Linked DNA regions of Homo sapiens: region 1 is linked to region 2. Evidence: read pairs that join two places in POLR2A ChIA-PET (ENCODE). Cell type or tissue: MCF 10A. All regions are shown on one strand. Each heading gives the region's core, and the rest is flanking DNA. Links, peaks and the distances in the headings are about the cores only.

Evidence for each region. Peaks named below come from ENCODE experiments on the same cell type or tissue, not always from the same donor. Only the 100,000 strongest peaks of a DNase experiment are listed, where the experiment ranks them.
Region 1: POLR2A ChIA-PET joins it to region 2 with 6 read pairs; 5 of 35 experiments call an interaction of 5 or more read pairs at or near these places.

What each region holds. Positions count from the first base shown.
Region 1 is chr5:142,353,382-142,369,866 of GRCh38, forward strand. SPRY4-AS1 (SPRY4 antisense RNA 1) reads left to right here. Exons shown (of 4, transcript NR_120664.1): 3 at 1-202. Among named protein-coding and RNA genes, the nearest start is that of SPRY4-AS1, 36 kb to the left of the region's middle. RefSeq lists enhancers at 1,679-2,480, 9,423-9,717, 9,507-10,226, 10,227-10,948, 11,186-11,235 and 1 more and silencers at 3,320-3,969, 7,463-7,701. In MCF 10A, for the core only: no CTCF peak of the experiment used is centred there; DNase peaks (open chromatin) are centred at 9,560, 10,220, 10,970, 11,360 and 1 weaker place.
Region 2 is chr5:142,483,233-142,499,717 of GRCh38, forward strand. No RefSeq gene overlaps it. Among named protein-coding and RNA genes, the nearest start is that of SPRY4-AS1, 170 kb to the left of the region's middle. In MCF 10A, for the core only: no CTCF peak of the experiment used is centred there; no DNase peak of the experiment used is centred there.

The sequences.
Region 1 (16,485 bases), core at 5,684-13,683, 130 kb before region 2:
GTGACTTTTGTCATTTCTTACGTCAGTTGGAGCCAGCACCTCTCAAATCCATCTTCTAAAACCCAGAAAATTGTGTGTAACACATGATGACTGAAAGGGAGTAGGCTGACCAGTTAAGAGCCTGCCACTGGAATGGAAGGCTGTGGGAAGGTGAGGGGACGGTGGACATCAACCGGGAAGAGCTGAAAGATGGCGTTACCAGGTATCTACCCTGCTACCCTGCATAGAATTCCCAAGACCCAGGGTGGGTTTTTATGCTTCCCCGTTTAATATTTATTTTTATTATTTGTCAGTAGAAGTGTCTTTATCTTAAAAAATTAATACATTATTGTTGTCACCAATTTAAATAATATGGAGATGAATAGAAAGTAAAAGTATAGATTTACACTACACACACCCCTTTACGACCCTCCCTCATGCCTCTGCCCAGCCATCACTCCTAACCCTAACCCTTTGGAGTCTATCCTTCCAGATGGTTCTGGGTGTGTGTGTGTGTGTGTGTGTGTGTGTGTGTGTGTGTGTGTGTGTGTCGTTTACAAAAATATCAGTGAGAGGACTCTATTCTGCACCTTGTATATTACAAGCATCTTTCTGGTCTATCAGCTCTCTTATTATTAACAGCAGCACAGTGCCACACTGTAGGAATGCATCATCTTCCTTTTCTTCTTATCTTTGGTTTCTCAGATCTTTTACTTTCCTGGGGAACCTGTCCCAGCTCATGCTTATACTCTCCCTGGGTCCTCCCTCAGGGAACTGCACAAATGGGAAGGTGGTCAAAGGTGAAAAGGGCATGGGGTGGGCCCTAGAAGGGAGAGTGAGGAGGGTGGGGGAGTGTATCCTATCCTGGTTATTACTGGGGTACACAGGGAGTTCCTTTTCCTCCTCACCTTGCCAAATGTTTCCTCTGTCTGGCCAAGGCATACCTTTAACAATTTATGGGAATCATCTCTGAAAACGACCGAGAGGATTAGCACCAAGAAACATAAAAGTCTGTTTTCTTTGAGTTACAATCTCTCTTTTAAGACCTGAACTCTGGGCATCTAGGCCAGTCCGCTGCCTCTGTCCAAGATGTATGAGCAACCTGGGCTTATAGCACCCCATGCTCTTCTCTGGGTAGCTACTCTGCCTTATTAACAACCCCATTAGGTAGAAATTTGTTCCTTGCCACTGGAATGGCATTTCAGCTTACAGGATACAGACAAGACCACTTAATACCTGTGTGCCCTTGACCATATTTTGTGTCATCCCTGTACCCAGTTTCCTCATCTGTAAATAGGAATAATAATAATATCTAAGTTGGTAAGGTTTTTCTTTGTAACTTAAATTAGATAAAATACATATGTAGCTTACTTAGGGTATTATATAGCAGCTGCTAAGCACTCAATGAACGTGGATGATTATGCCCTGAATTGAAATAGCTCTTCCTGCACTTTATTTTTATTTATTTTTTTGAGACAGAGTCTCCCTCTGTCGCCCAGGCTGGAGTGCAGGGGCACGATCTCGGCTCACTGCAACCTCCGCCTCCCAGGTTCAAACAATTCTCCTGCCTCAGCCTCCCAAGTAGGTGAGATTACAGGCGCCTGCCACCATGCCTGGCTAAACTTTTTTTTGTATTTTTAGTAGATACAGGGTTTCACCATGTTGGCCAGGCTGGTTGGCCAGGCTGGTTTCAAACTCCTGACCTCAGGTGATCTGCCCATCTTGGCCTCCCAAAGTGCTAGGATTACAGGTGTGAGCCAGCGCGCCTGGCCTTCTTACTGCACTTTATTTTATTTTATTTTATTTTATTTTGAGATGGAGTCTTGCTCTGTCACCAGGCTGGAGTGCAGTGGCGCGATCTCGGCTCACTGCAACCTCTGCCTCCTGGGTTCAAGGGATTCCACTGCCTCAGCCTCCCAAGTAGCTGGGACTACAGGCGGTGCCACCACGCCCGGCTAATTTTTTGTATTTTAGTAGAGACGGAGTTTCGCCATGTTGGCCAGGAGATGGTCTCCATCTCCTGACCTCATGATCTGCCTGCCTCGGCCTCCCAAAGTGCTGGGATTAACAGGCGTGAGCCACTGCGCCCAGCCACCTTACTGCATTTTAAACCCAAACTTTAAATATCATCTAGGTCAGTGGCTCTTTTTTTTTTTTTTTTGAAACAGAGTTTTGCTCTTGTTGCCCAGGCTGCAACGCAATGGCGCCATCTCAGCTCACCGCAACCTCCACCTGCCGGGTTCAAGTGATTCTCCAGCCTCAGCCTCCTGAGCAGCTGGGATTACAGGTGCACGCCACCACGCCCGGCTAATTTTGTATTTTTAGTAGAGACGGGGTTTCTCCATGTTGGTCAGGCTGGTCTCAAACTCCTGACCTCAACTGATCCGCCCGCCTCGGCCTCCCAAAGTGCTGGGATTACAGGCGTGAGCCACCGCGCCCGGCCCTAAGTCAGTGGCTCTTAACCCTGGTTGTACACTAAACTCACTTTTGAAGTCTTACAGAAATGCCAGTGCCTAGGCCCCATTACCAAAGATCCTCATTCCCTTTGTCTGAGGTGGGGTCAGGGGTGTCAGTGTTTTTGAAAGCCTCCCTGGGAATTCTCATTTGCACCTAGGTTGAGAAGTACTGTATCTAGTTCAGTGTCTCATTTTCCTTATAGGAAGCTGTGAGGCCGAGAGATGAAAGGAAAGGCTCAGGCGATATAGCAAGAGCAGAAGGACCCAAGCCCCTTATCAAGGCTTGTATTCAAGGGGAAAATGCAGCCCTGGGGCTGCCCTTCACTCGGTCTTTGGGATGAGACTTCTGAGCTCTTTCCTGATAATAATGTTTGGACCTTTCCAACCCAGTTCTTCCTAGCACCCTTGCCTTTTCATCCTTGGATGCCTCAGGTCAGACCCCTCAGAGAGGTGTCCCTACAGAAAGCCGCTGTTCTAGAATGTGACCCATTAAAAAACTCATAGCACTTGTAGATGTGAAATAATCCTGTTCATTCATTTTTGAGAATCTAAGCCCCCTGTGGGCAGGAACCGTATCTGTGTTGTTCCTGCGGTGCGGGGGCTTAGAGTAGTGACCAGCACTTAGTAAAACATACTCATTAAATGACTGAATGAACGAAATCCCAGGAGGCCAGTTGAGTAGTTTTTTTTTTTTTTTTTTTTTTTCCTGGTCCCGACCATCTGATTCTCATTACTTCTACAGCTCGGGAAGTCTCTGCTTTGGCATTTTATAAACCTCCTGTGCGTACGTCGACATTTTAACCATAAATCCAGAGTTTTGGGACTGCAAAACTCGAGGCCAGGGGATTGGGGGAGGGGGATAACTACCCGGAGGTCCGAAGCCCGGCGGAGCTGCCCTGGGGTTGGGGGGAGGGACGGGAACCCTCGGGAGGACGCCCCTCCGCCCCCTGCCCACCCCCTCGGCGGGACATGGCCCCGGGCCGGGACGTCCTTCAGATTGGTGCGCCGCCGCCGCGGCCGTCTCCTCCCGTCGGGCGGGGTGGGGGGTGGTGAGGGACGCGATCCAGGTCGTGGCCTGGCGGCGGCTCCGGCCACAGCCCCCGCATTCCGGCCGCGCGCCCCCGGAGGTGACGCCTTGAGGAAGCTGTATTTTTTTGGGGGGGAGCCGCAGGGAACCGTTGGGAGAGGGGCCCTGTGTGTGTCCCTTTAAGAGCCGGAGCGCTGCCTCCGCCTCGCAGGCGCCCGGAGCCTCACAAAAGAACAGGATGTTGTTGATTTGTCACCAAACCACAGAGAGGAAATGATTGTAAATTTCCTTTAAACATCCCCACCGCGCTCCGGCCGCCCCCGCTTCCGCCTCCTCCGCCCCCGCCCGGTTCGGCACAGCGGGGCCTCAGCGCTCCCGCGGGGCGCCTGCTCCCCGGCCGGGCCACGGGCCGAGCGGCTCCTGGGCGCCTGCGGGAGGAGCCCCCGGCCCGGCCGCTGCCCCAGCTCGCGTTCCAGTTGCTTTTTCTACAGTTGCAGCGGAGGAAGGTCCTGGGCTTTTGTGTGAGCCCGCGCGCCGCCCTTCTCTCCGGGAGCGAATGGGAACCGCGCGCGGGGAGCTCCGTGCTGTGTCTAGGGAGCGCCTTAGCGCGCCATCCCCGTTTAGCCTCGCAGCTTCCCTGTAGAGGCAACAACCGTTATCTCCTTCGTTAGGGTCTGGAGGGAAACTGAGGCCCAGGTTAGTTACGTGAGCCGAAAGTCACCAGCTCTTGGAACGCTTTGGGGGCTCTTGGAACACACCATGCAGGTTTAGGTCACCCCAGACCTTATATTTGTGAATCAGTGAGCGACCGGAACATTCTAGAATCCCCAAGTCATCAAAAGTGGCAATTTACATTGCGAAGTCCAAAGCAATGATTGCCAAGTCCAAGTTTTTTCGTGGGGGAACGTCCCTCACCACTTCCAGCCGGGCATCCACTTTTCAGAAGCTGTTTGGGTCTCAGTTTCTACTTTCACTCCATTTGCTTGTAAGATTTCAGGAAGCCTCTGGTGGAGTAAGTGTTTGCTCCCAACCTGTGGCCCATGTTGGAGTGGTGTGGTCTGTGGTCTAGGAAAGGGCTGCCTTTGCTGTACAGAGTGTTCTTTTGGAGCAAGTAATGCTTATTCCGGCATAGGCTGCACTGGGCTTCTTGAACTAAAAGCAGCAGCTAATGTCCTAGACACCGCTGAACAGAATTCTCTCATTTCATCCTTTGACCAGCCCCAGGAGGTAGAGGTTGCTTTTCTCTTTAAACAGTTGAGGAAGCAGGTTCAGAGAGGCTGAGGAACCGGACCAGCTTGCACATTGTAAGTGGAAGACAAAAGACTCATTTAGTTACCACATTCTGATTACTGGTGATGTCTCTCTTTAATACTTTGTCTTATTACTCGCTTGCGGAGACAGGTGGTGAAGAGAATACAGGATATTTTTGTTGGGTCTTGTTACCTCAACTTCCAGGGAGCTCTGGGCCGGACTCCACTTTCTGGGAATAGAGTTAGGTGGCCAGTGCTCTCAGACTGGAATCTTCCCTTTGCCAGCCTTATGAGAGGTCCTGAGTGGCTTGGGGACTGAGGTGGAGTTCTTTTCACTCTACTTGAATAGGAAAATGGGCTCCTTTAAACGATTACCTGGAGTTGGATTTCTAAGGCTGAATAGCCCCAGTCCAATGCAAGCCCTTCTATTCAGATTTCTCAGCTCTAGGGGGCAATGGTAAGAGCTGGTGAGATGTATGGAGGGTTGACTTTGAATATTAAACGTGCGGTTCCTAACAGCTAATGTTTTCGTGTGCCTGCTATGTGCCATGCACTGTGCCAGGTGCTGTGCACGTGTTTTCTCATTTGATCCTAAGCCACGAAAAGTTGGTACCCAGAGAGGTCGTGCACCTAGAAATGATGGAGCAGGGGTTGGCATTTTTCTCCACAGAATCCCCTGTGTCTGTGCAAGAGGTCATCCAGGCACCCCAGAAATGAGACCACAGTTGCTTGCCTTCAATCATTTAGAAAGCCAAGAGGGTCCTTGGTGCGGGTGGATTTTGAGAGAGAAAGACAGTGGCCTTTGGCTCCTTTGTGCTGCAGCTGTCTGCAGTTCCTCAACTCTGAGGACATTTGTTGATGGATTTCCAGAGCGGACTTCTGTGTCTCCACCTGTCCTTTTTGCTTTTATAGAATGCCAGTCACTGGGACATCCACATCCTGACACTTGGGAGGGTGAACCATCTCCTTGTTTCCATTCCTCAGATGAGGAGCACAGGGCACCAACCTGCTAAGTTGTTGTGGGCACTGAATGGGCTGACTTGAGGCAGAGCAAAGCCACTGAAGTCAGGGTCCCTAGTCCCCGCCACTCAGTTCTGGGGAAGCTGGAACCATAGGGCAGGTCATCTGATGCCACCTGGTCTGAGTTTCCTGGCCTGTGAAGAACTTTGGTCTAGGTGGTCTATGAGGGCCCTTCCAACCATTATAGAAAAAATAGCTTCTATTTACTGGTCCCGTTAATAATATTTATTAAACATCCATTACATGCCAGGCACTACTGTTACAGGCGTTGGAAATACAGTGGTCAACACAAGTTCTGCCTTCTTGGAATTTAGGTGAAGATGCCCGAATAAAATAATTTTATATATATGTAAGTGTATGTATATGTGTATATGTCTATACATATATATGTGTACAGTCGTAGGCTGCATAATGATGGTTCAGTTAATGATGGACTGCAGATAACGGCGGTGGTCCATAAGATTATAATAGAGCTGAGAAATTTCTGTTGCCTAGTGAGATCATAGCTATCCTAATGTCTTAGCTTAGTGCAGTGCATTACCTTTTCTATGTTTAGATACACAAGTGTTTATCACTGTGTTACAGTTGCCTACAGTATTCAGTACAGTACCATGCTGTACAGGTTTGTAGCCTAGTAGCAATAGGCTGTACTGTATAGCCTAGGTGTGTAGTAGGCTATACCATCTAGGTTTAAGTAAGTACACTCTAGCTCTACGATGTTCGCATAACGATGAAATCGCCTAACGAAGCATTTCTCAGAACATTTCTCAGAACTTACCCCAGTCGTTAGGCGACACGTGAATGTATGTGTATATATGTAAAATGTCAAGGAGTACTTTGTTATGGACAAAAATGAAGCATGTAAGGGGAAATGCAGTGTGTGTGATGGGAGGGCTACTATTTTATTTAGGGTGAGGAAGGCTCACTGATAAGGTAGAAGGGAAGGAGTGAACCAGGCAGCTTCCTGGGAGAAGCTTACTGTAGGTATTTGAAATGGCAGAGATAAAGACTGGAGATGGGACTGTGTTGCATAGCACTTGCTGTGTGTTGAGCACTGTGCTAAGTGCTTTGTAGTCTTATATGTTTAATCCTGCTTATCACTGTTTTGTTTTCTTTGAAGTGTGAGACTCAGGTTAAATGATTTACCCAAGGCCACACAGCTAGTATGTAGCGAAGGTGATATTCAAATGCTAGTTTTAATCATCATGCTGCTTCCCACTAGGGACTCTCCTTTTTGAGCTGGACCTGGCATTTCATTCATGACCTGGTTCTTTTGATTTCTTGGGGATTAAACAGCAACAGTGGCCAAGGTGACACCTGGCAACTGAGTTGCATGGTTGACAACAGCTTAGGGCCTGAAGTTCCTTTTTGTGAGTGGAGGAAGGTGATAAGTTTAATACTGGAAAACCCCATGTTGTGTTTATGGCAGAAGGGGGGAGAAACACCTTTGGATTATTGTAAACAAGAGAAACGGGAGAACGGGGTAGCCTGAATCCCTCTGTCTCCCCCTCCTTTGTTTTAATTTCCCTAAGATAGTCCCAGCACAGCATGTTGTATTATACAGCGATAATTAAAACACTTGGATTTGTGAACTGAGATTTATAGGGCAAACAGGAGCCAGAGGAGAAAACGACAGTCATCTCTTTTATTTGCAGGCAGATATCCAAATTGCCACTTGCTTGCTTTTTCTTCCCGACACTATCACCTACTCTGCTTAATTAGATCCTTTCTTTTCCATATCATTTCCAACTGCCCGCTCTCCCTGCTGCACTGCAGTTTGTGAAGCCACACACTGAACACTTTCCCACAGCCCAGGGAAGATGTGAGTCAGAAACGCAGCAGCAAACAAGAGCGGAGGAGGGCACCTTTGCATCGATCGATCGGGCTGTCCCGCCTGCCTGTCCATCAGCCTCAGGGAGCAGGGACGGGAGGAACCTAACCGAGGGATAAGATGAGAAAGTGCTAGACATTTTCCAGCCTTCCTAAGACAGTTTTCTACTGAGTGCCCATTTGTTGTGGGGAGTGGAGAGGAGAATGAATTCCCCAAACAGCAGGCCACCCCCAAATCACATTGCAGTATCAAATAATATTTTGCTATGTTCAAAACTGTCATTCTAAACTTGAAACAGGGAGGGATGGGGGGCAGTTATGGGGACTGAGATGAAGAAAATGCTGTCAAATTTAGAATCTAGTAGAAAGGACAGTCAAAAATAGCTAATGAGAATTTTTGGCTAAATTAATTTGTTTTGGGCAAAATATTTATTGAATACCTTGAGTATTTGCTGATACTATGTGTCAGACATTGTTTTAGGCACTGAGGGGATACAGCAGTGGCCAAACACCAAGAAATCCCTGCCCACATTGATTTACATTCTACCTGGGTAAAGGAGGGTTGTGACTGTTAATTTCTTACCAAAGAGCATAGAAACTATGCAGAAAAATGAAGTGAAGGGGCCAGGCATGGTGGGCTCCCACCTGTAATCCCAGCACTTTGGGTGGCCGAGGCGGGTGGATCACTTGGGGTCAGGAGTTCGAGACCAGCCTGACCAACATGGTGAAACCATGTCTCTAGTAAATAAAAAAAAATTATCTGGGCATGGTGGCGCATGCCTGTAATCCCAGCTACTTAGGAGGCTGAGGCAGAAGAATTGCTTGAACCCAGGAGGTGGAGGTTGCAGTGAGCCAAGATTGCACCATTGCACTCCAGCCAGGGCAACAGAGCGAAACTCCATCTCAAAAAATAAAATAAAATAAAGCAGAGAAAGTGGCTAGGGAGTAGTACCGGGATTTGTAATTTTAAAACAAAGTGAAGACAGTACAGTGTGTAGATTGACAGACCCGATCTTGAATCTGGGCTTTGACACCTGCCAGCTGTGTGTGACCTTTGAGTTTCTGTAATCAACCAGTCTGAAACTTAATTTTTCTTATTTGCAAAGTGGGTCTAGTAATAAGGGGTTACATGAGTAAAACTATATATATACATATATATATATACGTGTATATATATGTATATATATATGTATATGTGTATATATATATAAATAATTTTTTTTCTTTTTGAGACAGAGTCTCACTCTGTCACCCAAGCTGGAGTGCACTAGCGCGATCTTGGCCCACTGCAGCCTCCACCTCCCAGATTCAAGCGATTCTCCTGCCTCAGCCTCTTGAGTAGCTGGGATTACAGGCATGCGCCACCAGGCTCGGCTAGTTTTTGTATTTTTAGTAGAGACGGGGTTTCATCATGTTGGCCAGGCTGGTCTCAAACTCCTGACCTCAGGTGATCTGCCTGCCTCTGCCTCCCAAAGTGCTGGGATTACCGTCATGAGCCACTGCGCCCTGCCAGAGCAAAACAATATAAATTTACATATTCAATCAGGGTTTCATTAATGTTAGCTGATATTAACTAAGTGCTTATAATATAGGGTGATGGGGGAGCCGAAGGAGGAGTGACCCATCGCATTTGGAAAACGGGTTATTGTCCCTGTCAGCTGTCTTTTTTCCAGTAATCCTAGTTCGACCATACACCAAGAAGGCAGCAGGAGTGCAGGAGAACTCTTGCAGCCAGGATTAAGGTTGGGAAGGATTTAGATCCTGGTTTGGTGTGTGGGACATAGGCTGAAGTTAGAGTAATTGTCAGTATTTTAGATTCTGTTTCAAAAATTATTTTCTACAAGCTTTGTGTTCAGCCATATAGTTCACAACAAGCCTGGTGGGGAGGCTGGGGCTGTCCACTTGACAAACGGGAAAACAGGCACAGGATGTGAGTGCCTGGCCAAGGTCACCTCTAGTCTCCAGAGGAGATCTCCTGCCGGCCCAGTGATGAGTCATGCTGGAGTGTTGCTCCCGGGGTGAAATCACAAAGGAAGGCAGGCTTGGATTTATTGCAGGCAGCAAGGGGAAGTTTCCTGTTCTTGAGAAATCTCAGAAACAGTAACTCCTCCACCTGAAGGGCCTTACTGAGTAGCCCCCAAACCCACACAGGTACAGGGCCTGGTTTAGGGTGAGGGAGAGGCCTTTGGCCTGTGCAGAGGATAAGCAGTAAACAGTAGAAAGAAAAAAGAAGGGGCTGGGCACGGTGGCTCACACCTGTAATCTCAGCACTTTGGGAGGCTGAGGCGGGCGGATCATGAGGTCAGGAGATCAAGATCATCCTGGCTAACACGGTGAAACCCCGTCCCTACTAAAAATACAAAAAAAAAATTAGCCGGGCGTGGTGGCGGGCGCCTGTAGTCCCAGCTATTCAGGAGGCTGAGGCAGGAGAATGGCGTGAACCCGGGAGGCGGAGCTAGCAGTGAGCCGAGATCAGGCCACTGCAGTCCAGCCTGGGAGACAGCGAGACTCCGCCTCAAAAAAAAAAAAAAAAAAGAAAAGAGGAAACTTGTAGTGGAGAGCTTGGGCTGTAGGCCCAATGGACCTTGGTTTGCTGATTCTGCCCCTTACTGGCTTGGGCAAGTCCTATAACCCTTTCTGAGTCTCAATTTCTTCATTGGTTAAATGGGATCATCACAGTGCCTGACAGGTTTAATGAGAGAGTGAAATAACGTATGTTCAGGTTGCTTGATCCTAGGAGTTCAAGACCAGCCTGGACAACATAGAGAGATCCCTGTCTCTACAAAAAATACAAAAATCAGCTGGGTGTGGTTGTGTGTGCATGTAGTCCTAGCTAATCAGGAAGCCGAGGCAGGAGGATGGCTTGAGCCAGGGAGGTCATGGCTGCAGTGAACTGTGATGCCACTGTACTCCAGCCTGGGCAACAGTGCGAGACCCTGTCTTAAAAAAAAAAAAAGATATGTGCCAGGTATTCAGCACCGTGCCTTGCACGCAGCAAACCCTTATAACATTGGTTGTTATTTATGGAGAGGAAAAGGATAAAGGGGTGGGAAGGCAAGAGAAGAGGGCTTAGGGTACTCTGCCCTCTAATGCTGGACCATTCAGATGAGGTCCTGATGAAGCTCTGTCCACCTGAAGCTTTTATTTTTATTTATTTATTTTGAGACAGGGTCTCGCTCTGTCACCCAGGCTAGAGAGCAGTGGCATGATCTTGGCCCACTGCAACTTCCACCTCCCATGCTGAAGCGATTCTCCCACCTCGGCCTCCTAAGTAGCCGGGACTACGGGCACGCATCATCATGCCCAGCTAATTTTTCTATTTTTAGTAGAGACAGTGTTTCATCATGTTGCTCAGGTTGGTCTCAAACTCCTAGGCTCAAGCAATCCACCAGCCTCGGCCTCCCAAAGTGCTGGGATTATAGGCGTGAGCCAGCACACCTGCCTTGTCTGGAAGCTTTTAGAGTCACTCACACAGGAAATGCCGTCTTGGCTCTCCAGGGGTTCATGCTGGATCCAGCAGAGCAGGACCAGACAAACACCCGACATCTTCCCGTTTTCACTCACCCTCCCTGGCATCATGGTTCAGTGGTCACGGTGGGCCTGGGAGGGCCCCCCTTGGTTCCCCCTGTTTCCCTTACCTTAACCTTTGCCTCTCTGACTGAGACCCATTATGCCTCCTGTCTCTGTTGACTCCATATAATGAAAATAATTGAGCCTGTCTCCACCGATAACTGTCTCGAAACAAGCCCCGCCCCGGTCATCTGCCTCTGACTGAACACACCCCGCCCACTGCACAGGGCCTGCCGTAGCCTGCTTCCAGAACCCAAGCAGGGAGAACCCGTAGGCGAGGTGCACGTTTCACAGTGAATGAAGGAACTGGGGCTGACACCCTGGTGGACAGCCCTGTGGTTTGCTGAAGGGTGTCTAATGGTTCTGAGACTAAGGTTCAAAATCTCTGAAAGCGCCTCTAAACAAAACGTTAATTACGGTGTTTTTGCATTTCGACTTTGCCCTTCATCCTCAGCCTTCCTTCCTCGATGCTTCCTGCCCTGGTTTTGTGTGGAAGATTCCTTTTTTTTTTTTTTTTTGAGATGGAGTCTTGCTATGTCACCCAGGCTAGAGGGCAGTGGCACGATCTCGGCTCAGTGCAACCTCTGCCTCCTGGGTTAAAGCAATTTCCCTGCCTCAGCCTCTCGAGTAGCTGGGATTACAGGTGCCTGCCACCACGCCTGGCTAATTTTTGTATTTTTAGTGGAGACGGGGTTTCACCATCTTGGCCAGGCTGGTCCCGAACTCCTGACCTTGTGATCCACCTGCCTCGGCCTCCCAAAGTGCTGGGATTACAGGTGTGAGCCACCGCGCCCGGCCTTTATGGAAGATTTCCTTAAGAAAACAGGTAATAGGCAGGGCTAAAGAGTTGCATGCGCTTGGGGAGGAGAAGCTACAGAGGCTCATAATTTCTGATTTCTGTGTAAATTGTCCCAAGAGCTGACCTCATACTTGTAAGCACAGCACCTCCCAGGATGAGTGAGAAGGGCAGGGTTGTCAATTAGAGGAAACTTATTTAATTGTATAACTCTAGTTCAAAGCCCTCATTTATGTTTGTATACTTTGTTGAGATATTGTAACAACCTTAGATGAAAAAATTGAAATTCTTATAATGTTTCAGTGTCTTAAATGACCCTGCCCATTTGCCTGGGGTCTCTTCTCGTCTTTATCCCTGCTCCTACACACATCTGCACATGGTGTGAGTTCTTTCACCATGGGCCTGGGTTGTGCTAAAACCTTTTACATATTTTTCACCGAATCCTTGCAATAACTCTAGAAGGGAGGAATTATTATCCCAATTACTCTGTTGGAGAAGCGGAGGCTCTGAGGGGTCCTATAGTCACAGTTGGCAGAGCTGGGATTCAAACCCAGGTCTGATTCCATCCAAAACCTGCCAACTTTGTGGTCAGTATGATTTTGTCTGTGTTTTTCACTCAGTATTGTATTATAGATATTTTCCTTTATAGTTTTCGTACTTATTGTTTAAAATGAGAGCACAGAATTCCGTGAACCATTATTTGTGTAACCATTTTCTCCTCCTGGGCATTTGCACTGTCCTCGGTTTGTCACAGTTATGGACAATGCTCTAACGCACATTATGCTTAAGGCTTTTCTCCTCCCCTCTTGCCCCTCTCCTCAACCCACATGTTGGGTGACTTATTCACCTAAGTTTCTGATTCCCCTCCGGGGAGTTGCTTAAATATAGAAGGGAAGGCAGAGCCGCTCAGTGGTTCAGAGCACAGTCTTTACAGTCAGACAAAGCTTGGTTTGAAAATCAGTTCTGCTACTTCCTGGCAATATGAACTTATGCAAGTTACTTAACCTCTCTTTTGTCTCAGTTTCTTTTTCTGTAAAATGGGGATAATGTCTGTCTCACAGGATATGTTGTGAGGATTATATGAGATGACACATGCAAAGAACTTGGGGCCAGCGTATTAAATACATATTAGGCACTTGGTACTTAGAAATTGCTGGACTTGATCCACAGATGTGTTTAATTTGGTCTCCATAGTGTGAAGTTTTAAAAAATTAAATGGCCAGCACTTAAAAATTGGCAGTTTTGGCCAGGCACTGTGGCTCATGCCTGTAATCCCAGCACTTTGGGAGGCCAAGGCAGGCAGATCATGAGGTCAGGGGATCGAGACCATCCTGGCTAACATGGTGAAACCCTGTCTCTACTAAAAATACAAAAAATTAGCTGGGCGTGGTGGCGGGCGGCTGTAGTCCCAGCTACTCAGGAGGCTGAGGCAGGAGAATCACGTGAACCCGGGAGGCAGAGGTTGCAGTGAGCCAATATCGCGGCACTGCACTCCAGCCTGGGCGACAGAGCAAGACTCCATCTCAAAAAAAAAAAAAAAAAAAAAAAATCTCTAGACTCTCTTGAAACATCAGAATGTCTGGAAACATTGCACCTGCATCTTCACGTGGTTGGATAGGCTGGAGCTGAGCAGCAGCTGCCCCCTTTAGATGTGGCATGAACTACCAGGTCTTTTTTTTTTTTTTTTTTTTTTTTTTGAGACAGAGTCTTACTCTGTTGCCCAGGCTAGAGTACAGTGGTGTGGTCTCAGCTCACTGCAACCTCTCCCTCCGGGTTCAAGCGATTCTCCTGCCTCAGCCTCCTGAGTAGCTAGGAATACAGGCGTGTGCCACCACACCTGGCTAATTTTTGTATTTTTAGTAGAGATGGGGTTTCACCATATTGGCCAGGCTGGTCTCGAACTCCTGACCTTGTGATCCGCCTGCCTCGGCCTCCCAAAGTGCTGGGATTATAGGCATGAGTCACCACGCCCGGCCAACTCCCAGGTCTTTTATCTTAGGCTGGGTTACCCAAGGGCAGACCCTGAAACAGCAGAAGCTGACAAGGGAGTGAGGGAATTGGGACTGGAAAGGGGAAGAAACCAAGCAAAGGTGCAATTTCATGCAAAGGCCCTTGGAGGGTAGCTTCAGCCTGAGCCTACAGGGAACTCCAGAGTTGTCTTGGCCTGAGGCAAGGTCATTGGCTAAGGTCTACTGACTACCTGGTAGTGGTAGTAAAGGGACACAGCATAGGAGGTCTAAGGTTTGGGCTGTTGGAATTACACTGATGTTCAGAGGGGCTGACAACTGGCAGAGGGTTCTGGGTGAGGCACCGACAGTATCGGCTACATGTCATTCATTCATTTTTGCATCAGACACTTGAGTTTGCAACCCCTGCACTACTTGGTCATTATTATATGTGTGCAAATTGGGTCACAGCTGGGTCAGAGTGGCAGCAGTTCTCTGCTTGGCTAAAGGTGGGAGGGAAGGAACAACTCTCTTGCAGTGGACAGGAAAGGTGTTTTTATCTCTGTTTTCCAGATAAGGAAACTGAGTCTCAGGGAGGTCAAGAGACATGCCAAAGCACAGCTTGGAAGTGGTAAGGTGAAGAACAGAGTGCTGGTGTTCTGCTTCCTGGTTTGTCTCTCTCCCTCTGGTTTATGTCATCCAGCCCATTTCTCCCTGTACCTGGAGATGCTCCCTAAGCAAACTTTTCTGTGCAGATGCAGATTGAATACAGATGTTACAATAGGGTTAGTCCCACATAGCTGAACTCTTTCTAAAGAAAGACAGAATCGTTTGCAGAGAAAACCAGAGCTTGTTTCCTAAAAACTTCCCTGGTAGAGGGTGGGTTTTTGTCTTTTTGGCCCAAGACAGAGATGGTGGATGAAGCTTCTCCTTCAAATCTTCAAGATTTAAAGAAATTGCTCCGCCTCTTTGCCTGGAGGAATGCCGTGCTGCTCAAAACACACTTTTGGACACGGCACATTTTTCTGTCACAGTGGAAAGACCTGACTCCCTCAAAAGGGTGTTTGCAAAAAGCATCGCGTTCTCAGAATGACAAAACAGTTTTAAAAGAAAAAAACATTGTGTCAGCCCTGCAGCTTATCAATATAAAATGAAGACTAAGATTCATTTATGTGAATGGATCATTTTTTGGGGGAGGGAGTTGTTAAAAATTCATATATCTTGGCTAATGGAACCACTTCCATATCCACAATGAAAAAAATTAAAAAGGAGGCTTATAAAACCTTTCCTGGAACAACCAGAAAAGGAGTGAGTCCCTGAAAATACAAATTGGTGGTGTTATCTTTGCATATTTGCAAAATTCTTTGAACTTCTGAATAGTCTGTTGTGGACCTAGTCTGCTGTTACTTTGACACAGGGTCTTGCTCTGTTGCCCAGGATGCAGTGCAGTGGCGTGATCCTAGCTCACTATAGTCTCAAATTCCTGAGGTCAAGCACTGCTTCCACCTCTGCCTCCCAGGTAGGTAGAATTACAAGCATGTCACCACACCTGGCTAATTTTTTTTTTTTTTCTTTTTGAGTAAGTGTCTCACACTGTTGCCTAGGCTGGAGTGCAGTGGTGTGATCTTGGCTCACTGCAACCTCTGCCTCCTGGGTTCAAATGATTCTCGTGCCTCAGTCTCCCAGTAGCTGGGACTACAGGCGTGCACCACCATGCCTGGCTAATTTTGGTATTTTTAGTAGAGATGGGGTTTCGCATGTTGGCACAGGCTGGTCTCGAACTCCTGTGCCTGGCCCTAGTTATTTTTATATTAACAGTAATGACCAAGCTCTGAGAGGTTCCTTAATATTAGTAGCAAAGGTAGGATTCAAATGCAGGTCTGGATGACCCATAACACATATCGTTTTGCACTACTCGGTTTGCCTTAAATTAGCCCCTTCTTTGGAATAAAGCACCCTGTTAAGAAGACAAGTTGAAGGCCGGGCGTGGTGGTTCATGCCTATAATCCCAGCACTTTGGGAGGCCGAGGCAGGCAGATCACGAGGTCAGGAGTTCAAGACCAGCCTGGCCAACATAGTGAAACCCCGTCTCTACTAAAAATACAAAAATTAGCCAGGCATGGTGGCGCATGCCTGTAGTCCCAGCTACTTGGGAGGCTGAGGCAGTACAATAGCTTGAACCTGGGAGACGCAGGTTCTGGTGAGCCGAGATGGCGCCACTGCACTCCAGCCTAGGCAACAAGATCAAAACGCCATTTCAAAAAAAAAAGAAAAAAAAAGGCACCTTGAATGTCACATTTGTCCTCTTCAAGGTACTTGCTATCTAAGGTGGGGGTGGAGAATCCTTTATTTTACAGAAACAGTGATTAGTTCTTAAGCCTTACTTCATAGATAAGGAAACTGTGAATCAAAGAGGTCAAGTGGGGCAGGCGCGGTGGCTCACGCCTGTAATCCCAGCACTTTGGGAGGCCGAGGCAGGAGGATCACGAGGTCAGGAGATTGAGACCGTCCTGGCTAACACGGTGAAACCTCGTCTCTACTAAAAAATACAAAAAATTAGCTGGGTGTGGTGGTGGGCACCTGTAGTCCTAAGTAGCTTACTTGGGAGGCT
Region 2 (16,485 bases), core at 5,765-13,764:
CTTGGTATAAAAAGACCAGGGACTTTGGAATCAGAGCAACTGGGTTCAAATCCCATCTCTGCCCTTCACTACCCTGGGGATCGTAGGAGTCACTCAGTAACACAAAGATAAGAAAGCTACCCCCAGGGGCTGCTGTGTTATGTGAGAAACACTTTAAGCCCCCAGTGCCTGTGGTAGTACCAGAGGTCGGCTCTCAATGGCACCCCTTTCCATAAATCCGTATTGTTAATTGTAGCGTTTGGTTTTGGTTTTCATCAACATTCTACTCTCACAATGTGGTATTGTCTTGGGATGGTCTATCTGGGCATCTGGCTCTGCCAGGAGAAGATGAGTTTCTTGAGGACATGGACTGCCGTGTCCCCAGCGTGGGTGGCCATGCCTGTCGTGCAGGGGACTGTTGATCAATGATAATGGGTGCATGCATCTAGCAGAGACACAACTGTTCTGTACGGGCAGGAACCCCAAGGGATGGTCTGTTCTGTTCTCCGTCTCTGCACCTCAATACCCCAAAATTGTTTCTGACAGATGGATGTTTAGCATGTTCTTGAAGGAAGAAGCGTCTGTGCCCCCTCTAGGGAAATGCACGCTGGGTTTAACCGCATAATTCAAAACAGGTGAAATGATGCCGGCATACCCACCTCTTCTAGCCTGGATTCTGTTTTAATGCCCTAGCTTTTACAGGAATAAAAGAGTATTGATTTTTCCACTGCAAGGGCTGTAGCCAGATTTGTTATTATTTTTAAATCAGAGATACTTTTTAAAACATGGAAATTTTTATGTTAGCTAAATCCTAGTTATCCCAGGAATGCCTAATGTCAAATAGTAGCCTTTCCTGGCATATTTCTCCTCCTGCATTTTTTAAAAAGAGCTTTCTGTTTGTTTGTTTCTTTTTGCCTCATAGCAGCTCTGCCATTAAATACATAAGACACAAAAGAGAGACAATCTAAATAATTATCCTTAGGAAATTTTATTAAGATACGGGTGGGAAGAGGGGGCACAGAGGCCACTGCCTCCTTGCGAGCTCAGATGCTCACCGATGTTGCTGTGTATCACCCCTCGCTTCTGCTCGCCCTGTATCAAAACATAGTTTAGGGAAAAGGTCACTGTGAATTTAGAGATGACATCTGGAATTGTATGTCAAGAAGCTTGAGTGTGTTGTGAGTGCTCTTCTGGTGGGCAGTTCCCTACTCCTCAGGGTTCCTCCCCTGGATCACAGAATGTGGACCACCAAGACACCCATGCTCTGGGGTCTCTGGCAGCCCTGTAATGCTGCAGCCACAAACCATGAGGGGCTTCTCTTCTTTTATCTTCTTTGTCATAATCAAAACCTTGACCTGTGACAGTGAGCTGCCAGGGGACTCCATTGCCTTGGAGTCTCCCTGGCTCCCCAGGATAGAAAGCTTCATCAGAAAAGAAATGCCCACTGAAAGTTGCTATGGCAGATGTCCCCCGTAAAAGAAACCTGAAGACCTTGAATAAAGGTGGCACCCAAGTGCCTACTCTGTTTAAAGAATGTGTGCAGCATCCAGCAAACAGGAATGCATGCTCATTTTCTTTATGTGGATTGGTGTTAACGGTTGGGTGACATGCTGGGGCTTTGATGACACCACTTGCATCTGTGAGTTGATGGGGCATCTGCAAGAGTGGAGTTAAGTTTAGTCCATCTTGGTTATGGTGGATGCTTCTGGAGTGAGTTAAGCACAGGAAAAGGGGCGGAACACTCACCCAAACCAGGATGTGTACCAGAGAGGGCTCCATTGTCTACAGCTCTCAAGGCTGTGTGTGATGCTGTGACTGCCTCCCCTCCCAGAGCTTCCTGCCTCCCAGGAAGAATGATCATTCCACTGTGCCTGCACATTCCTTCCCCTCTGCTGATAGGAACTTAGCCTCCAAGGGTTTGAAAACCAGCCTCCAGGGCTTGCTCTGCTCTTTACCCATTGCTGCTTATAAGTCAGGACCTGTGAGTGATAAACCTCTCCACCCCAGCCTTCACACCAAATGGAAAAAGATGGGCACCTTGGAGTATTCCTTTGAAAGATTACTGATTTCTCCACCCCACCACCACCTCCATCATGAAAGGTCCATCGATAGCCATCAGATTTCTGAACACACTCAGGTTTAGTGTCCCCTGCTATGCACCAGCCTTGGAGGCCTGGACACCCCTCCTGTTATTGGTGGATCCAGCCAGTGGTGCCTGACTCTTTTGCTCCTCACCTCCACCACCTCCTCTTGGACTTGGTTCTGTTGTTCATCCCTGTGTGGTACATGTCTATGGCCTTTCTTTCACCAGTGGCTTATTTCTCCCATTAAGATGTCCAAGTCTCACTGATCCTTAAAAGGGACCATCCCATGGCCCCATATCCTCTCTAGCCTCCACCCCAACTTTCTTTTCTCTTTCTCACCCAAGTAGTCTATGTGAACTCTGTCCACTTAACTCTCATCCTCTACCCAACTCATCGCTCTCTGGCTTCTTCCCTCACCATGCGAGGGAGCAACGCTCCCTGTGGCACCCACAGCTCATCTCCCCAGTGCTGTGTCTCCTTTGGCTCCTCCTGTCTTTGGACCTCCCTGCTGCACCTGGCCCAGGTGGGCACTGCCTCCAGCTTCAAACTCTCCTCTCTTAGCTTTTGAGACTTCAAGCTTTCTTGCTTCTGCCCCAATTTATTTGACCATTTCTTTCTCTTCTATATGAATTTCTCTTCTATTTCTAAAAACTTGATGGCCCCAGGGATACTTCCCTGACTGCTTCTCATTCTACTTCATCTCTGGGCAATGGCACCCACAGTCAGGGCTTCTGCTGCCACCTAAATGCCGGTGACTCCAAGATGTATATCTGCAGCTCAGACCTCTTCCCCATCAGAGGTGTCAGATGGAAATGTCCTCAGGGGCCAAGCAGGTAAAGAAAATGAATGAAACTGACTGTGAGTGTGGCAGACCAGAGAGCTGCTGGTTTTAGCCAAAGTGGGTGGCTGCTGCTGGGCTCCAGCCAACTCTTGATGCATAGGAATTCAGAGCCAGTGTCACCAGATTTTCCAATTTTCCCACAGAAGCTAGAAATACATAATCCTATTTGGAATCTCTCAAAGAGTAAATGTTGGTTCAATTTTTTTTTTAACATCTTTCTGAACCAAAGCCCATCCGAGAACTAGATCTGACTATGGACCACCACCCTGGGATCATGGTTTGCACTCCACTGACTGTTCAATGTCTTATTCCAGTGCCCATGGGCACTTCAAATTGAGCCTGCCCCAGACCATCTCTTCCCCAAACCCACCTCTCCTCCCCACCGTGTACCTTATCTCAGTTAGCAAACTTCCTTCTAACCTGCTCACCCAAGCTGGAAATATGGATGAGGGTGTCCTTTCCTTCCTCCTTTCCCTCCTCCTCCCACATTCACTAAACTCTACCAACATAACTTGCTAAATAAATCTTACCTATTCTTACTTCCCCATCCCTTACCACCATTATTGTAGCTTGGGCTGCTAGCATCTGTTGCCTGGCCCAGTAGCCTTTCAAGAGTTTTGACTGATGATTCATAGCAGTTGACTCTCACCATGTGTAAATTATGCTAAGCCAGACATGTAAACTTATCCCCTGACAATGATTGATTTTGGAATGGGGTGTGTGACCCAATCGGGGCCAGTGAGATGGGAGGGAGGGTTTGCTGGGAAGCTTCTGGAAAAGTTATCTTGCTAAGAAAGAGATACATAAAATAGGCCAGGCATGGTGGCTCACGCCTATAATTCCAGCACTTTGGGAAGCCGAGGTGGGTGGATCACTTGAGGTCAGGAGTTCAAGAACAGCCTGGCCAATATGGTGAAACCCCATCTCTACTAAAAATACAAAAATTAGCCAGGCATGGTGGTGTGCACTTGTAGTCCCAGTTTCTCAGGAGGCTAAGGCAGGAGTATTGCTTGAGCCCGAGAGGAGGAGGTTGTAGTGAGCCGAGAGCATGCCACTGCATTCCAGCCTGGGCAATGGGAGTGAACCCTGTCTCAAAAAAAAAAAAAAAAAAAAAAAAAAAGATACATAGAAGAGATGGCTCCCTTCTGTCTATGGTCATCACTGTGCCTGGATGCCTGGATGTCACCCTGGGAACTGCTGCAGCCATCTCTTGAAGATGAGAAAAGGCAGCCTGTAGGCAGAGCCAGCCACAGAGAGAAGTGGAGTGATGAGAAGGAGAGCGGTAGGGAAACTGGGTCCGTGGTGATGTTGTTGAGCCACTGAATAAGTCTTCCGTGTTGTTTGTCATCTCAGAGCTTCCAGCTATACCAGATAATACGTCCCTTGATAAATTCAGCCAATTTCAGTCAGAGTTTTGTGTTTAAGGAAGCCAAAGGCATCTTGGCTGGTACCCCTGTCTCCTGCCTCCAGGCCTGTGCTCCATCACTCCACGTGACATCTGACTGCCAGGGTGGTCCCTCAGGATGCTAATCTGATGGCATTGCCTCCTGCTCATGGCTCCTGTTGCCCATAGGATAAAGCCCCAGGACCTTGGCAGAATATACAAAGACCTCCATGACCAGGCCCCCTGCCTCCACAGCCAAACCAGTTCTCACTCCTTAATGCAAACCTTATGCTCACTGTAGTCTGCCCTGCTTGCAGTTCCCTACATACATCAATGACACTGTTTAACTCTTTCATTCATTTGACAAATCCACACAAGTGCAGACTCTGTGCCAGGAGCAGTTCCATGTGTGGGGATACAGAAGGGAACAATCCGGATGAAGTCCCTGCCTTCACTGATGTACCGGCTACTGCTCCAAGTCCTCTGCTGTCACCATACCCTCTCCCTAGAGTGCCTTCCCCTCTGTCTTGATCTGACAAATGCCTTCTTTTTTCAGTGCAGTGTTTAGCCCTTGAAATAGCTTTACATATAGGTTGAGTATCCTTCATCCAAAATGCTTGGGAACAGAAGATTTTCAGATTTTGGAATATTTGCATTATACTGGTTAAACATCCCAAATACAAAAATCCAAAATCCAAAATGGTCCAATGAGCATTTTCTTTGAGCATCATGTTGGCCCTCAAAAAGTTTTGGACTTTGGAGCATTTCAGATTTGGGGTGCTCAACCTGTATGTGTATTTCAAGTTGTTTACCAAATTTTTTATATTTTATTATATTTTATTTTATTTTATTTTATTTTAGGAGATGGAGTCTTGCTCTGTTGCCCAGGCTGGAGGGCAAATGGCGTGATCTCAGCTCACTGCAACCTCCGCTTCCCAGGTTCAAGTGATTCTTCCACCTTAGACTCTTGAGTAGCTGGAATTACAGGTGTGCACCACCATGTCTGGCTAATTTTTGTATTTTTAGTAGTATTTTAGTTTCGCCATGTTGGTCAGGCTGGTCTCGAAGTCCTGACCTCAGGTGATCCACCTGCCTCAGCCTCCCAAAGTGCTAGGATTACAGGGTGAGCCACCACGTCCGGCCCAAATGTTTTATTTTGAAAAACTTCAAACACAAAGAATTGTACCATGAAATATTCATGTATCTTCACGTAGATTCACTGATTAACATTTTGCCATATTCTCTCCTCACCCCTGCTGTATGTATGTGCGCGCGCGCGCACACACACACACACACACACACACACACACACACACACACAGGAAAACAAATGTTTTTCAGAACTCTTTGAAAGGAACCTATAGATATCATGACTCCTCACACATAAATAGTTCAGCACGTGTTCCCTAAGGCTAAGAATGCTCTTGGCCGGGCGCGGTGGCTCACGCCTGTAATCCCAGCACTTTGGGAGGCCGAGGCGGGTGGATCACGAGGTCAGGAGATCGCGAACATCCTAGCTAACACGGTGAAACCCTGTCTCTACTAAAAATGCAAAAAATTAGCCGGGCGTGGTGGCGGGCGCCTGTAGTCCCAGCTACTCGGGAGGCTGAGGCAGGAGAATGGCGTGAACCTGGGAGGCGGAGTTTACAGTGAGCCGAGATCGCACCACTGCACTCCAGCCTGGGCGACAGAGTGAGACTCCGTCTCAAAAAAAAGAAAAAAAAAAAAAAAAAAAAGAATGCTCTCTGGGAGCCTGAGGCAGGAGGATCTCTTGGTCCAGGAGTTTGAGGTTGTACTGCGCTGTGATCCTGTGATCGCGCCTATGAATAGCGACTGCTTTCCAGCCAGGGAAACTAAAAACAACAACGAAAATGCTCTCCTATATAACCACAATGCCATTATGCTCAAGAATTTTAAAATCAATATAATAATATTTAATATGCAGTCTGTATTCAACTTTCCTCAATTATCAGAAATATGTTTATGGATTTTTTTTTTTTTTCCCTACCAGGATCTTCTGAGCTAAGTTCTCATCTCCTTCTGGGGGCCTTCCTTAAACTCCTTCTGGCACTCACTGCTTCATGCTTCCAGAAAGCCATGTGCAGGTGGCTGTCATGGTCTCAGCCTCTCTTGTTACATGTGTCCACCCCTGTTTATATTGAGTCCCATGCTATGCTCACCTCCGTGTTCTCAGTGCCTGGTGCAGTGTGCGGCACATAGTAGGGACTCAGTACTTTTTGGTTGAGTGGATGATCAAGTAAGTGGCAGAATTAGAGACAAAACCCATGGCCTCATAGCTATTTTCTTGATTCCATATTTAACTGCTTTTTGCAGACAGTGATTGTTAATAATGTAAGAGCGGAAAGTCCTATCTGCCAAATGGTGAGAAGAGAGAGGTAATCTAGAAAGATAATTGTGAACAATGGAAAGAACCAACAATTAATGATGTTCAAGGTCATGCCCTTATAGAAGCATAACCCAGATCTCTGAGAACATCCATACAGGCAAAACCCTGCCTTCTAACAGTTGTTGCAAAGCCTCCGTCGTATTTGCAGTCATATCTTATAAACAGAATCCAGGACTCCTTCCAAGTGAAATGACTGCAAACCCCACATCTACCTAGAGCCACACTTTCTCCCAAAATGAACTTGTTAGCCCTCCAGGATGGGCTGATAAAACCAGGGAAAGTGTCTCTTAGCTTGGATGCATCATTTCTTCCCTCTTCAGTTCTAACTTTAAGTCTGGAGTTGGCTCTGATTTTTTTAAGTATATAACAGCTGAAACCATAATTAATATTTGGATCCAGGGACTCCAAATGTGAACCCAAAGAACATTTCCATTTTACTGGTGACTATTCCCTAACCAAGAAGAATGTGGAGGCAGGATCAAGGTCAGCCAAGTTATTCAGAAAGAGGCTGGCCATTTGTGGGAAGCGACCACTTGCTATGTTTTTTGGAGGACTCACTTTTTCTTTCCTAACTGGCCACAGTGTATGTTGCTTGGTCTCTTAAGACCCCTAGGTTCACTAGGAAAGTTCTTTCCAGCAACCACAGGGACCAGTCTAAAGGCCAAATAACCTGTCCATCTCACACTGTGCTGTGCACAGCTCAGACATCTATTAAGAGCCAGGCATTGTGGATACAAAGGTAAATAAGCCACAGCCTCTAGGAACTCATCATCTATGGGGGTAGGCAGACACACATAGTCCTCCACTTTATGGAAAATGCAGTGGGAGAGACAGGCGTGGACACTACAGAAAGGGTACCAGTCCAACTTGGGGAGGGCAAGTCAAGGAAGGCCTGGCTGGGGAAAGTGGGCACGGACTAGACAGGAATGAGGTAAGCAAGTTGGAGGGCTGTCTAGACAAGGGACATGGAAAGAGGCAATTATGGATATAGTCATCATCCTGATGAATGTGGGGACAAAGTGGACATTCACTATATGTTAAGATGATGCATGAAGAGTTCCATTTTTTTTTTAATCACATTATGCTGACAACAGAAGGCCAAAGACTATCTCCGAGTGGACATGGAAAGTCTTTGCCTCCCTGACACTGGGTGATCCTTTAATGTTATTCCCACTAAGGGTTAAAGGTTGAAGACAACCCCCACCCCCCACAGAAAAATTCAGTGAAGGTAATTATACCACCATCTATTTAGCTGCTAAAGAATTTACCATTCAAGGAGATGGGACCCTGCCTCACCAGAGGCGTTTAACAGGCCAGCGCTATCACATTACCCAGATTGTATAAAGAGTATGAATGATTTCCGCTCACAGACCTCTAATGGAGGTATCTCTTTACAAAGCCCCTACTTCAGGCCAGCTGAATGCCTCAGCAGTGCCTCCGAAATCCCGCGGTCCTAATCCCTTTAGCAACAAAGATCTGTTTCTTTGCTTAGCATGAAGTAGGCCTCAGAGGCCTGTGTGTGTCTTCGCCTGTAGGCCAGAAGCCTCCTGTTTACAATTTCCCTATTCCTGTTTTTAATGTTGTTCTGAGAGCAGCCACAAAGGGCTAGTTTTGTCCAGCAGGAACAAGGGAGCTATTAGAGAGAGAGGGAGGAAGGAAGGAAGGGGGATCGCAGGGAGGACTCCTCGAGGGATTAGCAGACACAGCTGTTCCCGAAGGGAGAGGAGCTTTAGGCTGTTTATAATTTCCGTCACATTTACATGTTTTAATATTTTATTTCCTTATTTTTTTTTTTCTGATCAGTTTCCTATCCACCATGTAAAGCGAGCATCTTGTGGCCATATTGACAGACTCAGAGTACCTGTTTCAAATGTTTGGGTCAGATGCTGCTTTTCCCTTCAGTGCTGTGCAGCTCTGGTGTGTCGGCCTCCAGCTTTTCCTGGGGTCACAGACCTCGCGACCACCAGGTGCCCAAGGAAATCAGTCGTTGAGGCGAACGGCTTCACTTCTTGTCCCATTTGTGTGTGTGGCTGGAATTCTCTAGCCTGAATGATTCATTTAGACTCCATAGACCACCACCTGTATTCACAGAGTCTCAGACCGACTTTTAAGATGCATTTCATTTTTGTCTCAAGGTTACATATCTAACCAGTGTGTTATAAAGGGTATTGGCCACAGGTAGAGAATGTATCATATTCCATATTTCTAAAATGGCTTATGGCAATTGCTTTAAGAGAATTATCCATGATTTCATCCTAAAGCAAACAAGTTTCCATTTGTGTCACCTTGTATTTCTTGTCTATGTACATACTCAGTGTTTGCATTTTACAATAAAACCAAAGATAGAATTTTAGTCTTAATTTTCCATAATATTATGGCATGCATATTATCCAAGAAAATTTGTTTCCAAAACAAAAAATTCCAAAAATTTCTATCCAAGAAAATTTGTTTCTCTTTTTTTAAAAACACCTCCTCCCTCCTCCTCTTACTCTCTTCCCTGTTACAAATATTCGCAGTGGGTTGTACATCCCTCCACATCTAGCTCTGTGCTCAAATAATCGTATAAAAGCTTTTTAAAATCTTGGATTGGAGGAATCATTATTTTATTAAAATGGAATTATATGTTATCTATTTCCCTGCATGTTTCCTTACTTAATATACAGAGGAAAATGCCTTTAATATAATATTTTTAAGCTGACATGGTGTATGCAGGGTCACCTTGCCTGAGAGCACCCTTTGGTTAAAGTTGCAGATGCCTATGTATATGGCAGTTTCATTTGTGCTCTGTTTTTCTTAAGTTTTACTTTTTCCTGGGGAAATTTAGTCAAGAAATAAATGACTTTCTCAAATGTCCAGTCGGCCCATTGCTGACCCTATGGGCTCTCATTGCCTTGGGGTAAGTTTCCAGACTTGAGCATCTTTTAGATCTGGCTGACATGCTACTACTGTTACAGAAAAGTTCCTCACGATAGTCTCAAAAGTTAAGTATATGCGGTTTCCTTTTGCAGGGGCCTGGGATGTGAGCTAATCTTTAAGTAAAAGAGAGAAGGGACAGTGATTAACATTCTCCAAACTCACCGAGGGACAGCTGTTCCAAACCCTTCCTTCCTGCTCAAAGTAGTTTTCAAGAGGAACCTAAGAAAAAAAAATTTTTTTTTAAAGAAGAATATGGAGTTCTTCCAAGATTGCTCAATTTTCTTTCTCTAAAGTAAAATAGTTCAAACCACGTGCCAATCCAAATGCACTTTCTGTATTCGGCCCCACTGGAAATGTGGACCATAAGATAAGATGCACAGCTTCTGGAATATTGTTTTTCAGATCTGGCCAGGAAAAAAAAAGCCACAATTTCAGCTGCTTTGATTTCCCCTCATGCTTTTTAAAGACAAATGCAAAGGATATTTCAGGGAACATGAGCTTCTGTGAGCCCCTGTCATCTCACTGCCCCATTGAATAGCTTTCTTTGGCAGGATTACAGATCTGAGGTGGTGATTATTGTTTTGGTGATAACATGCATTTTGAGGGGACCATTTTCTGATGCAAAAACTTTTTTTTTTTTTTTCACCCAGGCTGGAGTGCAGTGACATGATCTCAGCTCACTGCAACCTCCGCCTCCCGGGTTCAAGTGATTCTCCTTCCTCAGCCTCCCGAGTAGCTGGGATTACAGGCATGTGCCACCAGGCCCAGCTAATTTTTGTATTTTTGGTAGAGAAGGGGGTTTCACTAGTTGGCCAGGCTAGTCTTAAACTCCTGACCTCAGGTGATCCACCTGCCTTGGCCTCCCAATGTGTTGGGATTACAGGCGTGAGCCACTGCGCCCAGTGAGAAAAGGTTTTAAAGATGTCTTTGCATTCCAAGTATAAATTAAAGGTTCTGTGAATTTTACTAAATGCTTTTATTAAAAAATCTAGAATTACCCAATATACACATAACCTTTAGGTTTTGAATGTGATTGTTTCGTTAGCCCATGCCAAGGACATGCCCTTAACAGACGAACTATCTTCCTTCATCTGAAAATGGGGATTCTTTGATGCAAAGTGGTGCACGTATGGGGCCACGATATAGGGCAGGATCTCTGTGTAGCCATCCAAGGCAGCAAAATCAATACTGACCGTCAGTGGGTGGCAGACACCACAGTGCCAGCATCTTACATTCATCAAGACTATGTTAATGAAAATGCAGATGGGAGAATGCGTCAGACCCTTTTCTGGCTTTAGAGTGTGTATCAATTTAACTAACTCCATATACATGATCAAATTATAGGTGAAGAAAACAGAAGATGAAATTTGTCCCTTTTCCTTTTGCCCAATATACAATCTAAAAAATTAACCAAAAGGGCAAAAAGGAAACTTGGTAACATGTTAGTTTTTTTCAAAATTGATTTATTGATTTTTTTTTTTTTGAGACTGGTTCACTCTGTCGCCCAGGATGGAGGCACAATCATGGCTCACTGTGGCCCTGACCTCTTGGGCTCAAGCAGTCCTCCTGCCTCAGCCTCTCTAGCAACTGAGACCACAGGCTCATGCAACCACACCCGGCTAACTTTTAAATTTTCTGTAGAGATGGGGTCGCACTATGTTGCCCAGGATGGTCTCGAGTGATCCTCACACCTTGGCCTCCCAAAGTACTGGGATTATAGGCATAAGCTACCATGCTGAGCCAGGATTTATTTATTTTTTACAGTAAAAACTGCCTTTTCCAGGAAATAATAAAAAACATAATACAGAGTCAAGGAGAGTAAAAACGAAAGTCAAACCCCCCAGATTATATTCCCCAGTAACTACTATTTATGTGAGGTATTAAAATTAAGGAGAAGTACAAACATGCTCTCGTGGCCTAAGTAAAGACCAGCTCTAAATGATGCCAGTTCAATCAATTGAAAATAAAAAAATTCATCCTGAAACAATTTTTTTTTCATGTGATTATCCGGACAGCAGGGAACCAAGAAGAGTATTGGGATGGGGGCAGGAGGATGAAGGGAGGGCTGAGCTTCCAGGAACCCTGCTTTACAGAGCAGTTCTGGTTTTTTTATTTTTTCTTTTTTTGAGATGGAGTCTCACTCTGTTGCCCAGGCTGGAGCGCAGTGGCGCAATTTCAGCTCACTGCAACCTCCGCCTCCTGGGTTCAAGAAATTCTCCTGCCTCAGCCTCCCGAGCAGCTGGGACAACAAGCGCCTGCCACCACACCGGCTCACTGCGCCCGGCTCATTTTTGTATTTTTAGTAGAGACGTGGTTTCACCATGTCCAGGCTGGTCTTGAACTCCTGACGTCAGGTGATCCACCTGCCGCAGCCTCCCAAAGTGCTGGGACTATATGCGTGAGCCACCACACTTGACCTGCTACACTACTTTTAATGCTGCTTCGACTAATAGTATTTAGGCCTTATGTGGGCAAAGTCACAGTTATGGCTATGGATTGATTTTTTAAAAGGTGCATGCTTAGAATCGTCCAGATTTCAAATCTTCCAGGGGTTGGAAGTGATTGGAAATGTTTTCTCATGTTGAGTATTAAGAGAAAAAAAAACAACTCCAAATGCCCTACCATCTGTCTATATTACAAATTGCCCAGAGCTATGAGAATAGTTTTCTGTAGGAAAAATCGTGGTGGCTTATACACATAAAATGTGAACTTGCAGTTGCTGACAAATGCTGCTAGACCACAATCATGGTCCACCAAATTACATTTGTGGAGTGAGAGAATCAGAGGTCTTCCTTCCTATTATTGATTGTTCCCCATGTCTCATTCTGATAAAACATTCTTTCCTTGGATTTTAACCAGTGACATGGTGCAGAATTAGATCCACATGTGTTGATTTTTCCGTTCTATTTTTTCCCTTGGAGTCTGAAGAACGTCAGTCCTGGAATGCATGCATCAACCCTTTAGAGAATATTTTCTATGAACAAATACTCTAGCCTTTGTAACTACAAGTGCTGAAGTTACAGTAAAATATCATCATAATCCCTATTTTCATTTGCTTCTAACTTTCCAATAAGGTATCCTTTGGGTTGAAACTTTCCATGCTTCATTTCATCTCAAAGGTGAATTTATTTTGGAAAGTTCACACTAATTTAATTCAGGGACTTGGAAGGGATGTGAGAATAAAAATATACCTTCTTCTGCTCTGCAAACAAATGTAAGACTTCGGTCATAGATAACTCCAGAGTAGCCAAGCAGTGGAACAATAAACAGGTCTCCGAAAATCTGTTGAAGTAAAGCAGGTTGAAGTGATTAACCACAGATTTCTTGCACGCACTGAACAGCCTGTAGTGCCTTGAGGCTCTCTGGACTCTTCTGAAGGACCATGGCCAAAATGGGGAATCTGGGGGCCTGGGTGGGAGAGATGAGAGATTTAATTTGGGTCAGGGCAAACTACCGTATGGTCCACAAAGTTTTAAAACACACTGATTATTGTCAAAGGCTCTTCTTTTAAAAGAGGAGCTGATTGAAATGCCATAGAGACTAAGTTACTCAAGCCTGTGACATGATGTCTATGAATATAAGGCCAGAGTCCCTAGGACATTGAAATAGAATGGTCTAGAACAAGGTTTCTCAACTTCAGCACTACTGATATTTTGAGCCAGATAATTATTTGTTGGAGGTGGTGGCGGCGGTGGCGATTGTGTTGGTTGTGGTAATGGTGGTGGCAGTGGCGGCAGTGGTGGCAGCAGTGGCTTCAGTGTCCTGTCGGAGGTCTAGCAGCATCCTGGTCTCGACCTACTAGATGCCAGTAGCAATCCTCCCCCTCAACCCCCTAGCTCAAGTCATAACAATAAAAAATGCCACTGGGCATTATCAAATGCTTTTTTGGGGGTAGGAATAGCACCCAGCTAAAAACAGATAGTGAAACTTAAGAGTTTAAACCCATCTGAGCAAGGCATTTACAATAGAATGGAATCCGTGCAGTAGAAAACCTGACTTTTTTTTTTCTTTTTCTTTCTTTCTTTCTTTTTTTTTTTTTGAGACAGTCTAGTTCTCTCACCCACGCTGGAGTGCAGTGGCATGATCTCAGCTCACTGCAACCTCTGCCTCCCAGGCTCACCATGTTGGTCAGGCTGGTCTTGAACTCCTGACCTCCAGTGATCCACCCACCTCGGCCTCCCAAAGTGCTGGGATTACAGGCATGAGCCACTGTTCCCAGCCAAAAACCTGACATTTCTAATAAAGGCTTCTTAAAAACTAGAATCAGCATTGCAAAGAAGTGGCCCTCCCATCCAAAACCTGTCCTCCCCTGAGTTACACCTGGCACAAAGCAGATTCAAGCAGGTTTCAGACTCTAGAGCCCTGTCTCTTAGCCTCTGTGCCATTACACTCTGCCTGTACAACTGTATAAAGCCTTCCTTACCATTATTAAAAGGAAAGGTTTAAAAATACGTCTTTAGTAACCCAACAAATACTTATTAAATATGATAGGGCCCCATACTATACATTGTGTAAGACAATAATGATCACAATGTAATCCCTCCCCACAGTTGTGGCGCATAGTCAGAAGACTTAGAACATAACAGAACAGTGCAAAATGTGAAATGTACCTAAAACAAAAGTACAATCCAAGGACAACTGAAGTAAAAAGACTGTAGAGAACTTTTAACCTGGAGTAGGAGAAAATCAAACATGCAAATTCCCTGGAGAGATGAACACTGTCCTGTCTCCTATGAGACCACACTGTGTGGCAGGCACCGTCCTAGGCACAAGGGATAACAGTCTAATGAGGGTGGCAGATGTGAATCAGATGATCACACAGATTTTGGTGAGAGGTGCTAAATTTGAAAGGGACATGGTATGATGACTGTGAAAATGATTGAACTTTCTTTCCCCCTCCCCCTCCCCTCTTTCGACAGCGTCTTGCTCTATTGCCCAGGCTGGAGTGCAGTGGTGCAATCTCAGCTCACTGCACCCTCCGCCTCCCAGGTTCAAACCATTCTCCTGCCTCAGCCTCCCAAATAGCTGGGATTACAGGCGTGTACCACCACGCCTGGCTAATTTTTGTATTTTTAATAAAGAAGGGGTTCCACCATGTCGGCCAGGTTGGTCTTGAACTCCTGACCTCAAGTGATCCTCCTGCCTTGGCCTCCCAAAGTGCTGGGATTACAGGTGTGAGCCACCACGCCCGGCCTGGACTAACTTTAGATGAGTGGTCAGGGACATGATGGCTGACCTGAGTGCTGAAGGATAAGTAGGCGTTTGCCAGGTGAAGGAAGTAGGTATATACATGAATGTGTGTGTGTGTGCATTGTGGGAGTGGGAAGAATGAGGATATTTGAGGTAGTGAGATCAGCATGTGCCAAGGTCCTGAGGTTGAAGAGAACATAGGGCAGAGAGGCAACAGGAATCCAGTGAGACCAAGGCAGTGAGGGGGAGTAGAGACGAGAGCCTGCAGGGCCATATACGCTATGGTAACAATGTTAGTCTTTATTGAAATAGCAGTGGGACATCATTAAAGCATTTCAGGGAGATGAGTGACATCATCTGATTTGAGTTTTCAAAAGATCCTTCTGGCCGCAATGTGGAGAATGGATTAAAAGGGGCCAGAGTGGGCTGGGGCCTCTGTGGTTGTTCAGATGAGAAACCATGTAGCACAGAGGCCCATGCACGAGTTTGCTTTTGTTCTTTTTCATGGAAAGATCTTGCCTTTTTATAAGAAAAAAAAAAAAATGAGAAGACTCCAAAGGAGTCCTCTGTTGAGCTGGATGGTTCCATACCTCTGTCCCAGCTTCTGGCAGGTGCCAACAATGCTTGGGATTTCTTGGCTGGTGGATAACATTGCTCTGAGCTCTGCCTCTGTTTGCACACATTGTTCTCCTCTCTGTGCGTATTTGTATCTCTCTGTCTCTTTTCTTTTCTTTCTTTTTTTTTTTTTTTTGAGATAGAGTCTCGCTCTGTCTGGCCCAGGCTGGAGTGCAGTGGTGCCAATCTTGGCTTACTGCAGTTTCTGCCTCCCGGGTTCAAGTGATTCTCCTGTCTCAGCCTCCCAAGTAGCTGGAACTACAGGCATCTGCCACCACACCTGGCTAATTTTGTATTTTTGGTAGAGACGGGGTTTCACCATGTTGGCCAGGCTGGTCTCGGACTCCTGACCTCAGGTGATCCACCCGCCTCGGCCTCCCAAATTGCTGGGATTACAGGCGTGAGCCACCGTGCACAGCCTCTCTGTCTCTTTTCTTAAAGGACACAGGTCACTGGAGTTAGGGCCCACTCCAATCCAGTATAACTTCATTTTAATTTAACAAATTACATCTGCAAGACCCTATTTTCAGGTAAGGTCATATTCTGAGGTTTCTTGTGTATAAGTGGAATACAATGATTCAACTTAGTACACAGCCCATCCTGACAGTGTCAGGACATTGGGTATAGACTTATTTCAACCAGAAGAGATCTGCAAAGAACTCCATTCAAGAAAAGCATCCTGAAGTTAACATCATCAACTGGAACTGAGTGGCCTCTCTCTCTAGGCAGGCAGGGACCCTCTGGTTATCATGTAGCCTGCTTTGTTCATTTATATTATCTGGCTGGCTCCCATAGACATTTGAGTTTGTGACCCCAGGTTTGCAGTAAAAGTGAACAATATTATAATGTGGGAACAACTGGAGGCTGCCGGGGAGTGTGTGACAGGGGGACCGAATTTAGTAAAGGTTGCGGAATGGGTGAATGGCTCTATTTGAAGGCTGTAGTGCAGTTGTTCTGGCAACTTAATCTCTGGAAGACCACAGATGATGTCTATTATATCCCTATGCACCAGCTATGACCTTGGAAACAGGCCATCCTGACAGCATGTCAAGGAAGTTGTTATAGGGAA